Linked DNA regions of Homo sapiens: region 2 is linked to region 1. Evidence: read pairs that join two places in POLR2A ChIA-PET (ENCODE). Cell type or tissue: A673. All regions are shown on one strand. Links, peaks and the distances in the headings refer to the core of each region. The heading gives the core; the rest is flanking DNA.

Region 1 (7,479 bases), core at 1,052-6,051:
CTGCACGTAAAATTCCCTCTCCCAATCCAGGTCACGCTAGGTTCCATACCACAATCACCTCTCAATACCCCAAAGCCCTGTACATTAAGTAGCAGCTTGGGAACTGTTTATGACTTCTGCTAAGCCAATGCTCTGACTGGGCCGGAGCTTCACTGTCAAAGGCAGGAGAAGCACAGAGGGAATTATGCAAACAAAAAAGAGTTCGTATATAACTTTTAACTTATTCCTGCCAAATCTTGCTCTTGGATTTGAAAGCATATAATTGTTCTGTCTGATAACTTACACTGCCAGGACAATCCTAGTGCCATTTTATGTCAATGTTTCAAGAGACTTGCTTCTTTGTGTAAACCACAGGAAACTTGGAAATATGTCACACAGCTTTTTTGTGGCAAATATACTTTTAAAAAAGTTCAATAAGTTTATGGGGAGCAGGTGGTGTTTGGTTACATGAATAAGTTCTTCAGAAGTGATTTCTGAGATTTTGGTGCACCCATCACCCGAGCAGTGTACACTGTACCCAATGTGTAGTCTTTTATCCTTCACCCCCCTCCCACCCTTTACCCTGCGTCTCCAAAGTCCATTGTATCACTCTTATGCCTTTGCGTCCTCATAGCTTAGCTCCCACTTATGAGTGAGAACATACGATGTTTGGTTTCTCCATTCCTGAGTTACTTCACTTAGAATAATAGTCTCCAATTCCATCCAGGTTGCATTATTTCCTTCGTTTTTATGGCCAAGTAGTATTTTCTTTGTTCATTTGTTGATTGATGGGCATTTGGGCTGGTTCCATATTTTTGCAATTGCAAATTGTGCTGCTATAAACATGAGTGTGCAAGTATCTTTTTCATATAATGACTTCTTTTCCTCTGGGTAGATACCCAGGAGTGGAATTGCTGGATCAAATGGTAGTTCTAATTTTAGTTCTTTAAGGAATCTCCACAGTGTTTTTCACAGTGGTTGTACTAGTTTATTACATTCCCACCAACAGTGTAAAAGTGTGCCCTTTTCACCAAGTCTACACCAACATCTATTTTTTTAAAATTTTTTGATTATGGCCATTCTTGCAAGAGTAAGGTGGTGTCACATTGTAGTTTGGATTTGCATTTTCCTGATCATTAGTGATGTTGAGCATTTTTCCATATGCTTGTTGGCCATTTGTATCTTCTTTTGAGAATTGTCTATTCATATACTTAGCCCACATTTGGATGGGATTGTTTGTTTTTTTCTTGCTGATTTGTTTGAGTTCTTTGTAGATTCTGGGCATTAGTCCTTTGTTGGATGTATAGATTGTGAAGATTTCCTCCCACTCTGTAGGTTGTCTGTTAACTCTGCTGATTATTTCTTTTGCTGTGCAGAAGCTTTTTAGTTTAATTAAGTCCCATCTATTTATCTTTGTTTTTGTTGCATTTGCTTTTGGGTTCTTGGTCATGAAGTCTTTGCCTAAGCCAATGTCTAGAAGGGTTTTTCTGATGTTATCTTCTAGAATTTTTATGGTTTTAGGTCTTAGATTTAAGTCTTTGCTCCATCTTGAGTTGATTTTTGTATAAGTTGAGAGATGAGGCAAATCTGATGTTTGACTTTAATTTAGACCAAATGTCTACATTTTGAAGACATTTTAATTTTACCAATAATCTTTAAAACTGTCTTTATTTCCAGGTTACTAAAGTCATGTGAATAAGAGGCATTAAAGTTTCTATTTTTCTGACAAAATATGATATAAGCGCTTATTTTTTCTAAGCCAATTAGAGCTCTTTTATATATAAATATCACACACACAACACATAAATAGACAGACAGACAGACAGACAGAAGATCCAGTAGTTGTAAGGTTTTTCATTTGCCAGTTTCTTAATTGGATTACTGGCTTCAGGGTGGAGCCTTTGTAGGAAAAGGGCCAGGAAAGCACACAGCTTCTAGGGCCTAATAAGAAGGCTTTGTGGCAAATACACTTTTAAAACCTAACTCTGCCAAGTGCACTGGTGCATACCTATAGTCCCAGCTACTCAAGACGCTGAGACAGGAGGATCGCTTGAGCCCAGGAATTCTGGGCTATAGTGCAATATGTTGATCGGGTGTCTGCACTAAGTGTGGCATTGATATGGTGACCTCCTGGGAGTGTGGGACCATCAGGTTGCCTAAGGAGGAGTGAACTGGCCCAGGTCAGATATGGAACAGGAAAAAACTCATGTGCTGATCAGGAGTGGGATTGCATCTGTGAAGAGCCACTGCACTCCAGCCTGGGCAACATAGAGAGATCCTGCCTCTTAAAAAAAAAAAAAAAAAAAAAAGACAAAACCTGGCTCTTTGGTGTGGAACATTTTGAGTGACAACATAAATAATGATGACAATGGATCAAAACCCATAAAATAAAATAAATTCCTATGAGTCCATACTGATACAAATAAATAATTGAATAAATAAATAAACGGGAGAGGGAAGGCAACAGAATCCCAATTAATAAATGTAGAAGGAATGATGCAATTGGAAAACTATCATTTAGCAAGACACATAGTAATAATTGTTCTAGACCAGAAACATCCATGGGAAAGCCGGGTGCAGTGGCTCACACCTGGAATCCCAGCACTTTGGGAGGCAGAGGTAAGGGGGAGTGCTTCAGCCCGGGAATTCAAGACCAGCCTGGGAAGCATAGCAAGACCCCATCTCTACAAAAAATAAAAATAAAAAATTAACCAGGTGTAGTGGCACACGCCTGTGGTCCTAGCTACTTGGGAGGCTGAGATAGGAGGATCACTTGAGCCTGGGAGGTTGAGGCTACAGTGAGCCATGATTATGCCACTACACTCCTGCCTGGGGACAGAGTGAGACCCTGTCTCAAAAACAATAAAAATAGAAACAAATAAGCTGACTCTTTCACTAAATACCATCTCCCTATACATTTAAGACATGATTTGATATAAGTGGATTTGCATAACTTAAATTCTGTTGCACTTCTGATACATTTCTGTTTGTCTATTCTCTACATGATCAGTCTCTTCATTTCAATTTGCTATATGAAAGCAGATTTTCAAACTATTCACATGGTAACATCTTGAAGTCTCGCTCGCTTTCCGATTCTCTAACACTTTCAGATAGGACCCTGCATTATTTTTTCCTTCTCATACCTCTCTCATCCTTCTCAATCAAAATAGTTGAATGGGTTAGTCAATGGGTGGATTAATAAAGCTACAGAATCACTCTCCAAGAGTACATAATACATGATGTACCCGAGGGAGAAAACCAGGGGGGCAGGTCACAGGGGAAGCACTCTCAAGTAGCCTGAAGTAACAGATGCTACATGTCTCCCCCAGCATCCACTGCAGACAGTCCCCTACAGTGCCACCCACAGCTTCCTGAAATAGCTTCCGGCACCTTTGTGCCCAAGGGCATTTTCTGGCATGGAAGGTGATTACCCAGCATGGGGCAGTTTGTAAGTGCCAGGAAGTTGGATTTAATGCACAGGGCACAAACTTCAGCCACTGAGGGAAGGAATTGGTGGATAAATATCCCAGCTTCCCTGCCCCTCAGGAGGGCAATAATGAGTTGTGTTCCACACAGTTCCTTGAGGGTCTCCAGTGGGATAGAGCTCCTGTTGCCCACGGGACAACCTGCTCACTGACACATCTTATGTAGGGCTTCCCTGGTCAGTTTCCCATTCTTCACTGTGCTTCCTGCAATCATCTTCCAAATCAATTACTTGCATCTGAATCTCTCTCAGGGTCTGTCTTTGGGGAGAATCCCAGATAAGACACACTGGGAAAAGGGGGGTCGTCCAATTGCACATGAACAAACACCTTAGGCTCTCTCTGTCTCTGATGGAATGGGCCACTTCTAATCCCACGTTTTCTCTCATATGTCATAGCCCTCTGGGGACAGGCCACAGCATTTGATCTTGCCTACCTCCCCACTCCCTAAATTTTAGAAACAAGAGTTTGATTCTCTCTAAGACCCTGGTCCAGCCTAGCTAAGCTGTCATAGGGACACACAGCTTAGATCCTTGATAGGCGCTCATGGTAGTAAACCCACTTGAGGGAGAACTAAAGAGCCACCCCGGACAGCCTTAGTGCCGGTGAACTCCTTAACTCCCCTAGAAAAAGAGTGAATGCGGCATAACCATATGGTGCTCCTGTAGTTTAGGATGATCTGGTTATGCTTGATCAGCATATACTACAGGGGCACTTATTAAGGAGGTGGAGACACTAATTACCCTGTTGGAAGTTAGTCATGACACCTCCTGTCAGCAGGTGTTAATATGAATCTTAGTGTCCACCTAACTTCTCTATTAAGCTGATTGAAAGTTTCATTTTCTTTACGGACCTGTACAGGCTTGAAAAGGAAGATATTTTAACAAAGAACTCAAAGATCTAGGACGGTAGTAAGTTACCAAGCTTTACCCTTATACTTATTTTGTTTTTTAAAAGAGAATTCTATTTAAGTTCTCATATGTTTTACCTTAAATGATTTTTTTCCTAGTTATCAAAAGTAATACATGCTCATGTAGTGATTCCACAGCCTTGAAAATAAATAAAAATCATTGCCTGCATAAAATCCAGGTATATATTTTGGGGTTGTGTTTTCTTTCCTCTGCATTATGTAGAATTATAGATGCATTCATGTGCTGATGAAGTTGTAAAATCTGTATCATATTGTACATACAATTTTCTCTTCTTTCTTTTTAAATCTAACATTATGATATTAACATTTCCCTTGTCTTGATAAGAGTCATAAATAATTTTAGTGGCTGCATGCATGATATTCCAAAGAATGAATATTCTATAATCTTATTTTCTTATTACACACTTAAGTTAGTTATAATTTTTGATATCATTAAGCAGTGCTGTGATATCTGCATATAAATAATGTTGTGATGAAATATGCATATATTTCAATTTTTTCAAATTTTAAAAAATTTAAAAATACTTCCTTAGGATAGTTCCTACATAGAAAATTATAGGGACAATGGATACAGATTTATTTGAATTTCTTATTAGAAAGGCTGTTCCAATTTATATTTGGATTAGTATTATATCAGCATCTCATTCAACTATTAATTTTAAAGCCCTTTGCTAATTTGATGGGAAAAAATAGTATCCCAATTTTGTTTAATTTGTAATTCATTGCTGGTTAGATTTATTCTGTATTTCTTCCATCAATTTTTTTTGTTTATATCCTTTGCCTATTTTAAAATTATTTATTTATCTATTTTTAATTGACAAAAAAGTGTGTAAATTTTGGGGTACGTGTGATGTTTTGATCTACGTGTACATTGTTGGAAAGATTCACTCAAGCTAATTAATATATCCATTACCTCAACAACTTAGCATTTTTTTGTGCATGGAGAGGTCATTAAAAACCTATTCTTTTAGCAATTTTAAACTATACATTTTTATTAACTGTGGTCACCATGTAGTACAATAGATCACTAAAACCTTTGCCCATTTTTCTATTAGAAATTTGGTGATTTTCTTATCAAGATGTTTAAGGTCGATATACACTAGAAATAGACACATGTGGTCTATCACATCTACTGCAAATATTTTTCTCGTTTGTCGTCAGACTGTAACTTACTGTGCTTTTAAACAAAGTTGCCCACATGTATTTCTAGTTTTAAAAAAAGATTTGTTTTTACATTTCATTCCTTACCATCTCCAGAATTTATTTTGCTATAAATGGTTTACTTCTATTTTTCTAATAAGTTACTGTAGGTTTAACAACCATTTAGTTACATATTTCAGGCAAAAAGCACTAGAACTTTTCTTTTTGAAACTAGTAGCTGAAGTTGCACTTTGTCCAAAGCCAAAAAGAACCCGCAGATGCCCTTTGTTACCTTAGAAGTGTTGATTCAGATTTTGGAAAGTGAATGATCAAAAAGTGTTGCAGGAAGCTTCAGTGTTTCCAAAGCATTAGCATTAAGGAGAGTGGAAAGGCCTGTTTGTGTCTCTGGGTAAGTAGAGATGACTTAGGGCTTTGGTCTGGGGATTTTCTGTGAGTGCATGAAAACCCTTAAGCAGGGTGGCATTCAAACGCCACTTCCTCTGCATGCTTTCCATAGGTCTGCGGTCACAATTCTGCCAAGAGGTTAGTGAATGGAGGAAGCCCTTTTATCAGGCAATTTTCTAACACAAAAGTGTTTGCCCTTCCTGAAATGAAGTGATGATATACTTGTGTAAAAGAGGAAGCAGCAGGCAGGGTAACTGAATGTTTGTCACTCCTCTCTGGCAGGTTTTAGATGCTTCAGCAAGAAGATACAATTAAAAACATTTCTCACACAAAAATCTCCCCAGCCCACCAACTTGGAGGTAGCCGGTATCAGAAAATGTGTTTTCTTGGCATTCAGTACAGCCAATGGCGGCATTTAAGTAGTTTGTGAAGAGCCAGATTTGACCTGTCATTTGTTCTCCTATTGCAGAGGCCTTTTGCGGCTTTTTGCTCCCCACCAGTCATTCACTGTATTTTGTGACAGTCCCCAATTCTCCTTTAGGGACATCTTGTCCCCTACCCACTCACAAGTGTCTTGGTCTTTCTCCATCACCTGCCACAGTGATTGGCAGGGGCCCAGTGAAGGTCAACCCAGTTTTCTTGTTTGAGCCCCTGAACTGCCTGGCCATCCTGCCATAGGAAGAGCCCAGGGGTGAGTCAGCTACAGAAAGGCCCAGTAGGAGCTCAGCCTTGCACCCTAAAGTCAACTCCCTTCCTGGACATCTCAGTTGCATGAATTAATACATTCCCTTTTCTCTCTTACAGCAGCTTAAGTTGGCCTTCTTCAGGGTTACATTTTTTTTTAAGTCTTTTTTTTCTTTTCTGATATGTAGTCTCACTCTGTCACCCAGGCTGGAGTACAGTGGCATGATCTCGGCTCACTGAAACCTCTTTCTCTTGGGTTCAAGTGATATTCTGCCTCGGCCTCCTGAGTAGCTGGGATTGCAAGTGCACGCCACCATGCCCAGATAATTTTTTTGTATTTTTTTAGTAGAGACGGGGTTTTGCCATGCTGGCCAGACTGGTCTTGAACTCCTGACCACAGGTGATCCGCCTGCCTTGGCCTCCCAAAGCACTGGGATTACAGGCATGAGCCACTGTAATCCTATAAAAGTCTTAACTGATAGAGTTACTCTGTTTTACTCCACATACACACTAGCAATTTTACTCCCTCCTTGCAATGAAAGGTATTGCTTTATAAAGGTATTGCTTTATCTCATTGTTTTACCCTTGGATTATTGAGAATAGGCTTTTTTTTTGTTTTGAGACAGGGTCTTGCTCTGTTGCCCAGGCTGGAGTGCAGTGGTGCAACACAGCTCACTGCAGCCTTGACCTCCCAGGTTCAAGCAATCCTATGACCTCAGCCTCCTGAGGAGCTGGGACTACAGGCATGCATCACCATGTCTGGCTACTTTTTTTACTTTTTGTAGAGATGAGGTCTCGCTATGTTCCCTAGGCTAGTCTCAAACTCCTGGGCTTGAGCAATCCTCCTGCCTTGGCCTC
Region 2 (7,479 bases), core at 1,443-6,442, 140 kb after region 1:
CTGTTGCCCAGGCTGGAGTGCAGTGGCATGATCTCGGCTCACTGCAACCTCTGCTTCCCGGGTTCAAGCAGTTCTCCTGCCTCAGCCTCCCGAGTAGCTAGGACTACAGGTGTGTGCCATCACACCTGGCTAATTTTTGTATTTTTAGTAGAGATGAGGTTTCACCATGTTGGCCAGGCAGGTCTTGAACTCCTGACTTCGTGACCCACCTGCCTCAGCCTCCCAAAGATTAGTATTTTTTTTAACATTGGAGATAACCTAATTGTGGCTTTCTGTAGTACTAAACTATGTCATACTGTGTTTTAGCAAAGCAAAATGAAAGCTTACGTTCTCTGATGGCTATGTAAATACCATATTACTTTATAGAATTTAAGGGAAGAAGTTTTACCAAGAGCGAGGACTATAATGTTTCTTAGAAAACTCTTTTTCTCCAGTAACTATTAAAGGTGAAAAACAGTAAGAATGGTACATGGGAAAATGGTCACTAGTCAATTACATTACTGTTGAGTTTTAACTGCCCAATTATTTGGTTTTCAAAAAAAGCTATTGTTTGGAGATGATTAATAAAGTATTTAAAATGATTTTACCCCCTGTTTGGCTAATACACACCCCAAAAGAATTTTTTTCATGGTGAAAAGTTTTCTTATGTCACAGTCCATTTTTTTCTATATTTTGTTTCTCTTAAGTTTTTCACTAGTTTGTCCAGAACATGTTCCCACAAGAAATCTCTTCCTATTAGTAATTTAATTTTGGAAGCTTTTGTTCTCATTCAATATTACATTTTATTTTACTAAGACTCTTGGTTCCTGTATATACGTATACAGTTCCAACTGAAGTTAAATGTGATTTAGAGCAGTGATTCTCAATTGGGGACAATTTCAACAATGCCTGGAGACATTTTTAATTGTCACAAGTGGGACAGTGCTAGTGGCAGCTTGTGGATGGAAGTCAGGGATGCTGCTGAATAGTCTGCAATGCACAGGACAGCTCCCAAACAAAGAATTGTCTGGCCCAAAATACCAGCTGTGCCGAGGCTGAGAAATCCTAAGTCAGAGTGAAATCAAGTGGCCTGGGCTCGGTCTGCAGTTTTCCTGCCTTTGCCATCTTTGTTCTTGGTTTTGTAGCACAAAGGGTGAAAGAACTTTAGAGTATAGTGACTTTGAGAACAACCTGACATTCCAACTATGATAGTGAGCTTCTTAGCCTGATGCCATTGGTTCTTTACTACTTAAAATGTTGCCATTGTCCTTTATGACTGTCCTATCAAGAGACTGACCCAAGGGCAGATTGTATATTCTCCACTGGTTGGCACATTAGAGTATTGAATTTGCCCTCCAATTTAAATCCAAGTATGTAGGCATACCCCACCAACATACTGCTAGATAATATGACACTTAATTTTACTTTCTGGCACAAGCTCCTTACCCTATCAATGATTGCTAATTTTGTTTACATTTAAGTTAACATGATTGCTAATTTTGTTTACATTTAACTTTTTTTGTTTTTGTTTCTAATCTATGTGATTTAGAAACCCACCAAAATTGTTTTAATAATATAAGCAATAGACAATTACTTACTTTTAGCTACGATTGTTTGTTTTTCTGATCTTTTGGGGACTGTATTTGGCGGCAGCAGCAGAATTTTGGGTGGGTTGTTCATATTCTGGGAGGAAGAAGTGACGTTTGTATTTTGGAGTCACAACCACCTGTTTCCATTAATATGAATAGCTACATAAAGAAACACAGTTGGGGAGGTAGGACTGGCACTTTTTGTGATTTTCTTTTATTTGTTTTTTTCCCTTCGTGAGAACAGTTCTTTCCAGCTGTTCTACAGTTTTTTTGTTTGTTTGTTTTTTGTTTGTTTTTTTTTGAGATAGAGTCTTGCTTTGTACCTCAGGCTGGAGTGCACTGGTGCGATCTTGGCCCACTGCAACCTCTGCCTCCCAGGTCCCAGTTCAAGCAATTCTCCTGCTTCAGCCTCCCGAGTAGCCAGGATTACAGGCATGCCATGCACAGCTAAGTTTTTGTATTTTTAGTAGAGATAGGGTTTCACCATGTTGACCAGGCTGGTCTTGAATTCCTGAGCTTGTGATCTACCCACCTCGGCCTCCCAAAGTGCTGGAATTACAGGTGTGAGCCACCACGTCCGGTCTGTTCTACAATTTTAACTGCTTTTTAGGTTAAAACATTTATCAATCTGTAGCACTTACAGATAGTAGATTTTATTTTTCTTTTAGGAATATTGTAATAGTAGTAATGAGAGGATCAACAATCTCCCCTTATTCTAAAAAAGCATATTGGAATGGTATGGCAAACCTTGCCTCGCTGCTTCTGCATCTGGTTTGTGTGCTTCTAGGAAGTGCTTTTTTGTCAGGACCTGGTCTGATTTACCCTTGGGAAGTTTGATCTTGTGGGAAACCTCAAGATGCTGAGCTGATATGCATTTCCTATGCTTTTTATAGGATCAGATTGGTATCATGCAAGGTGTTTTAAAAATTAGGAAATTATACTATTTATTTTGCTTATGCAACCTTGTATAAGGGATAAATGGAACTCAGAATTTTGGTTATTGAAGAATGAGCCTCACTCCACTTACTAAATGTAAGACTGAGTAAGGAAGACTTAAAAAGTGAGTGAAATTGCTGTGAAAAATAGAGATCTGGAAAAAAAAATAGAAGTTACTGAAGAGCTTACACACTTAATTTGATCACACTGCCTTTTCTCAGTGGAAAAAAATGAAATTAAGTAATCCTTATTTGATCATTTTTCGGTGTTTCGAATGGAGCTTTAGAAAGTAATAGTTTAGGCCGGGCGCAGTGGCTCACTTTGTAATCCCAATACTTTGGGAGGCCAAGGCGGGTGGATCATGAGGTCAGGAGATCGAGACCACCCTGGCTAACACGGTGAAACCCCATCTTTACTAAAAATACAAAAAACTAGCCAGTTGTGTGCCTGTAGTCCCAGCTGCTTGGGAGGCTGAGGCAGGAGAATGCCATGAACTTGGGAGGTGGAGCTTGCAGTGAGTCAAGATCACGCCATTGTGCTCCAGCCTGGCCGACAGAGCGAGACTCCATCTCAAAAAAAAAAAAAAAAAAGAAAGTAATAGTTTAGTAATGGTATTGTGTAACTTACACTGTCAAGAGACGAGAAAGTTAGTGCTTTTAAAATCTGGGTAGTTGGAACTAACTAGGCTTTAGAGAGAGTACATTATTTGGTGAATCTAAGATAGAATTTAGCTCTTTGAAGTGATTTAAACAAATTGTGTGATATTCAAAATAGAAAATGCAATAGATCTAGGATGTATTATATAATTTTATTGTAACTGATATAATTCTTTCTCCATTTTAAATATCAGATAATCCTGTCTTTTGGTATTTGCATATCACTATTAAAATGATTTTCATTCGTTATGAAAGAGCAACTGCTAACAGCTAACCCCACAGAATGAGAGCAGATTTAACATAAATTGCTCTTTCTTAAATAAAATGCCAGCAGAGGGAGCCCAAGAACTATTTAAAAAGGAAAAATAGTATAAAGAAATTGTTTCTGTCATTCATGTATTCATTTATACAAAACATGTATTTAATATAAAATATGAGAAAATCCCAATAAATATACTGTTACAAATCAGGAAATTGGATTTAAATTGTGGGATAAGGAGAATTGAAAATTCTCTTTTCACACCATCTCAATTGATAGTCAACTACAGGAGTAGGTAGCTCAGGGCACCTACAACCCAACAGCACACTTAAGCATCGTGGCTCTCCCCTTCCTTCCCACTAAATCACGAGTGCTCCTGCCCTGCTACTGACCGCTATTCCTGAAGGCTTGGACTTTCTCCATCTGATACGTCCCTCCTGACAGCTTTATAAAAACAAAGCCTTAAAAGCTGCATTAGGCCAGCCTGTTGGGAAGGCAGACCAGCTGGTGGTGGCAGGCTCTCCGTCCGTCTGCTGTGTTGAGGACCAGTGGGGACGCTCTAATTTGGAAGCAATGGTGCTGTGGCTATATTGCATCCCACCAGATGGCGATGTTCTTTATCTTTAGGAAGATGCTGCCAGTGTTGGCTCAGCTCTTATTTGCTCCTGCTCATAGCCCAGAAACCAACATCTATCTGTTTTTGGCATCAGGCTTCAGAGACTAACTCTTCCCACTATCCATAAAAAATGGCATTTGCCAATTATAGTTTAGAAAGTTAGGAAGCTCTTGGGCTCCCCCTTCTGATACTGGATTAACCAGTAGATTCATTAACAAATATAAACTGTTCCCAGAAGGTTTCAACATCTTGCATAATTAGAATAAACAATTAGAGAAGACAGCCGGAAGGGCTGGCCCTATGGTGTTATTTGGCTTCTGTTGCTGAAGGCTGAAGAGACTAGAAATAGATCTGTGAGAAGGACGTAGTCTGTACTTTGGGATGTGTAAGTAGATTAAAAATGTGCACATATGCTTTGTGTTTCTCTGTAGAAAAATGAACAGTTCTTGGCTGTTCAAAAGAAGAGGAAGGCAAAGACAACCTGGGAAACATGAGGCTTTAACATAGCTGTCTTTTCTTGCTACCTTGGCCTATCTTTGCTTGTACTCCAAACAGTTTCCCACCAGCATCTGAAGTTAGACTGTGGGCTGGGCACCATGGCCCACGCCTGCAATCCCAGCACTTTGGAAGGCCGAGGTGGGCGGACTACTTGAGACCAGCCTAGGCAACATGGCAAAACCCCATCTCTGTGAAAAGACAAAAATTTTTTGGGTATAGTGGTGTGCACCAGAACTCCCAGGTACTCAGGAGGGTGAGGTGTGAGAATCAGTTGAGCCAGGGGGGTCGAGTGTGCAGTGAGCTGTGATCACACCACTGCACTCCAACCTGGCAACAGAGCAAAAAAAAAAAGTAAATTGATAAATTTTTGTAAGTGAAGGATCACACAAATTTCATAGTTTTGAGGTCTTGTAACCATATCAGCACACTATAAAATGCATTTTCATTTGGATAGAAAAAATAGCAACCTTTTGTTGAAATCCTCTGTATTAAATGTAGAATCTTCCAACATACTTCTTGCTTAAGGTGAGCCATCAGTTTGCCTTATGACTCAGATTAAAGGATTATACAGAGGGTGGCCCATTGACAGTGAGTTTCCATTTCAGGTGACAAACCAGGTGACCCAGCCAGTTAAGATAATACAGGCTGAGTTTTGATTATCCTCTTCTTAGTAGTAGTAATGAGCAAATTAAAATTTGTGGAAAATATTCTAGTTATGTGGATGTAAAGTTTCATGACTACGTCAGTGAGTGTGGAATCTAGTGAGAAACAGAGCAATGGGGCTTGCATGCAGGGCCAGGGAGCAGGTCCTGTAGGGGATATTCCCAGGGCAGCATGGTAAGGAGGGATGAGGGAGCAGGTGTGAGTTTAGCATAGGGGAGTGAACAGCAGGAAGAACAGAGTAGCAGGTGCCAACTGGGTTAGTACTACTGGAGACTAAAGTGAGCTAGAGTACCTTGCAAGGGGATCAGTATGTCCCGTGAGATCAAGGAAAGCCTGTGTTCACCCTGACTAGGATGTTTGACGAATCTCTAACAAGAGAGGGCTTTGGTGGGTTTTAAGAGGAGTGGCACAGCCAGATCTTTATTTTAGATGGACCATGGAGAGGATAAATATGAAGGTGGTAAGAAGAGAGGGACAGTGATTAGTGATTAGTTTGCAGGCTATTAAAACAACCTACGTAAAAGGTGGTGCAACCCTGAAGCTGTGACTCTAGAAAGAGAGGGTGGGGTGATAATTCCAGTGCCTTGGGTGGTCTTTAGAGATTAAAGTGTACTGTGCAGTTTAGAAATGAGCTGGGGGGAACTCATTCTATAGGGGAATATAGCTTGTAATAATACTGAGATTATCCTGTGGTCCCTACCCAGCTATGGTTTTCTATTTTATGTCTCATATATATTGGTTTTCTACAAATACCTGTGGATCATTCTGTACTTTAGAGAATAATTCAGCATTGCATTTGATGAAATAAGCCATTACATAACTATAGCATTTTATTTTGGACAGTTGGGCACTTACCTGTTAAAAAGGCATAATGCAGTAGAAATTCCCACATTTCCTTTCATCTTCCTTCAGGGTGTATGTGTGTGTGTGTGTGTGTGTGTGGTTTTCTGTTCTTCTCAAATGTACATTACCCATTCTGTGCATCTCCTGAATCTCTCTTTCCTTGGCATGCCTGGCCCTGAAATGTCAAATGACTTTTACAGTTCTTAACCTTTTATTGTGGCTTTTTTTCCTTTACTTTGATTGAAAAATAAAAGGCTTTATAGAACTTAAGTGGAAAAGGTACTCTTGGAGTAGAATATTAGGGGTTAGCAAGTGTAGGAAACTTGATCATTTAAATGCAGATTATCTGACTATAAATTATTTGTGAAAAGCATTTGAAACTTTATTTTTTAAATCGGTTGTTTTAAGTGGTGAATGTGTTTTTTAAAAACTTGAACTGTAACTTTGCATGTTTTGTTAATGCTCACAGAAGTGGAGGAGTGTCAACAGTCAGAAAATGCACCTGCAGCCGGATCTGGCCATCTCACAGTGGGACAGCAGCAGCAGGTCCTTCGGAGCAGCAGCACCTCCGACATCCCCGAGCCGCTGTGCTCAGATTCTTCTCAGGGTACATGATGTCTTCAGTGTTTAATACAGAACTATAGATTCTGGCAGAGGAATAAAAGCTGCATATAGTATTGCTTTGTACATATATTCTGAATATATTTATTTCAAGGGAATTACCTTTTTAATTTGATTAGAAGGATGTGATTTATGGCAATGAAATATTTGCACTATTTAAACCTGTTTATCTAAATTATTTTTATATATCTATATGTAGATATATACCCACTTTTTTAAAGGTTGGCATGTTTGAGGACGAGACAGGAGTCCAAGTGGCTGGAGTAGAAGGAAGACGGAGGCTGTTACAACATGAAGTCAAGTAGGGCATCAAGTTAGGTATTATGGAAGGCAGGGAGGCAGGATGGGGGCAGGGACATAGGGAAAGGGCTGTGAGAAGAGCCGTTAAAGTTGAAAATGAGAATGGAAAGCTGACCAGACTTGTGAAAAAGTTTATTAACAGCTTGCCGACTCTGCTGAGATGGAAAATAATAACTTTTAATAGCATTAATCTACACGGTTTCACCAACAACTTGCAGCAGCAACAGGGTGTGGAAAGCAGGGAGACAGATGGTTTGACCTGTAAACAGTGAAGAATAGATTTCTCAATGAAAGAGTGTGCTTAAAGTGTGTCTAGTATCATTGGAAATAGTTATTCTGTTTTGGTGTCATGAATTAGTTAAGAAATCAACTCTATTTATCAACAAGTTATCTCATATCTTTTAATGTCAAAGTCATGCTAGTCTCATCAGATGAGTAGGGAATTATTCTGTCTTAGAAATCCTCTGGAAATAAGAAAATACAGTAAAAGCTTCAGAAAATGTATTATCTGAAAGATTT

What was found. Peaks named below come from ENCODE experiments on the same cell type or tissue, not always from the same donor. Only the 100,000 strongest peaks of a DNase experiment are listed, where the experiment ranks them.
Region 2: POLR2A ChIA-PET joins it to region 1 with 5 read pairs; 2 of 35 experiments call an interaction of 5 or more read pairs at or near these places.

What each region holds. Positions count from the first base shown.
Region 1 is chr20:20,733,219-20,740,697 of GRCh38, reverse strand. The region is part of intron 1 of LOC105372555 (a long non-coding RNA gene); the gene reads right to left. It also overlaps the pseudogene RN7SL607P. Among named protein-coding and RNA genes, the nearest start is that of RALGAPA2, 24 kb to the right of the region's middle. In A673, for the core only: no CTCF peak of the experiment used is centred there; DNase peaks (open chromatin) are centred at 1,887 and 3,317; H3K4me3 peaks cover 419 bases; H3K27ac peaks cover 3,926 bases.
Region 2 is chr20:20,590,344-20,597,822 of GRCh38, reverse strand. It overlaps RALGAPA2 (Ral GTPase activating protein catalytic subunit alpha 2), which reads left to right. Exons shown (of 40, transcript NM_020343.4): 17 at 6,509-6,646. Among named protein-coding and RNA genes, the nearest start is that of RALGAPA2, 120 kb to the left of the region's middle. In A673, for the core only: CTCF peaks have their summits at 3,445 (motif pointing right) and 4,052 (motif pointing right); DNase peaks (open chromatin) are centred at 3,502 and 4,042.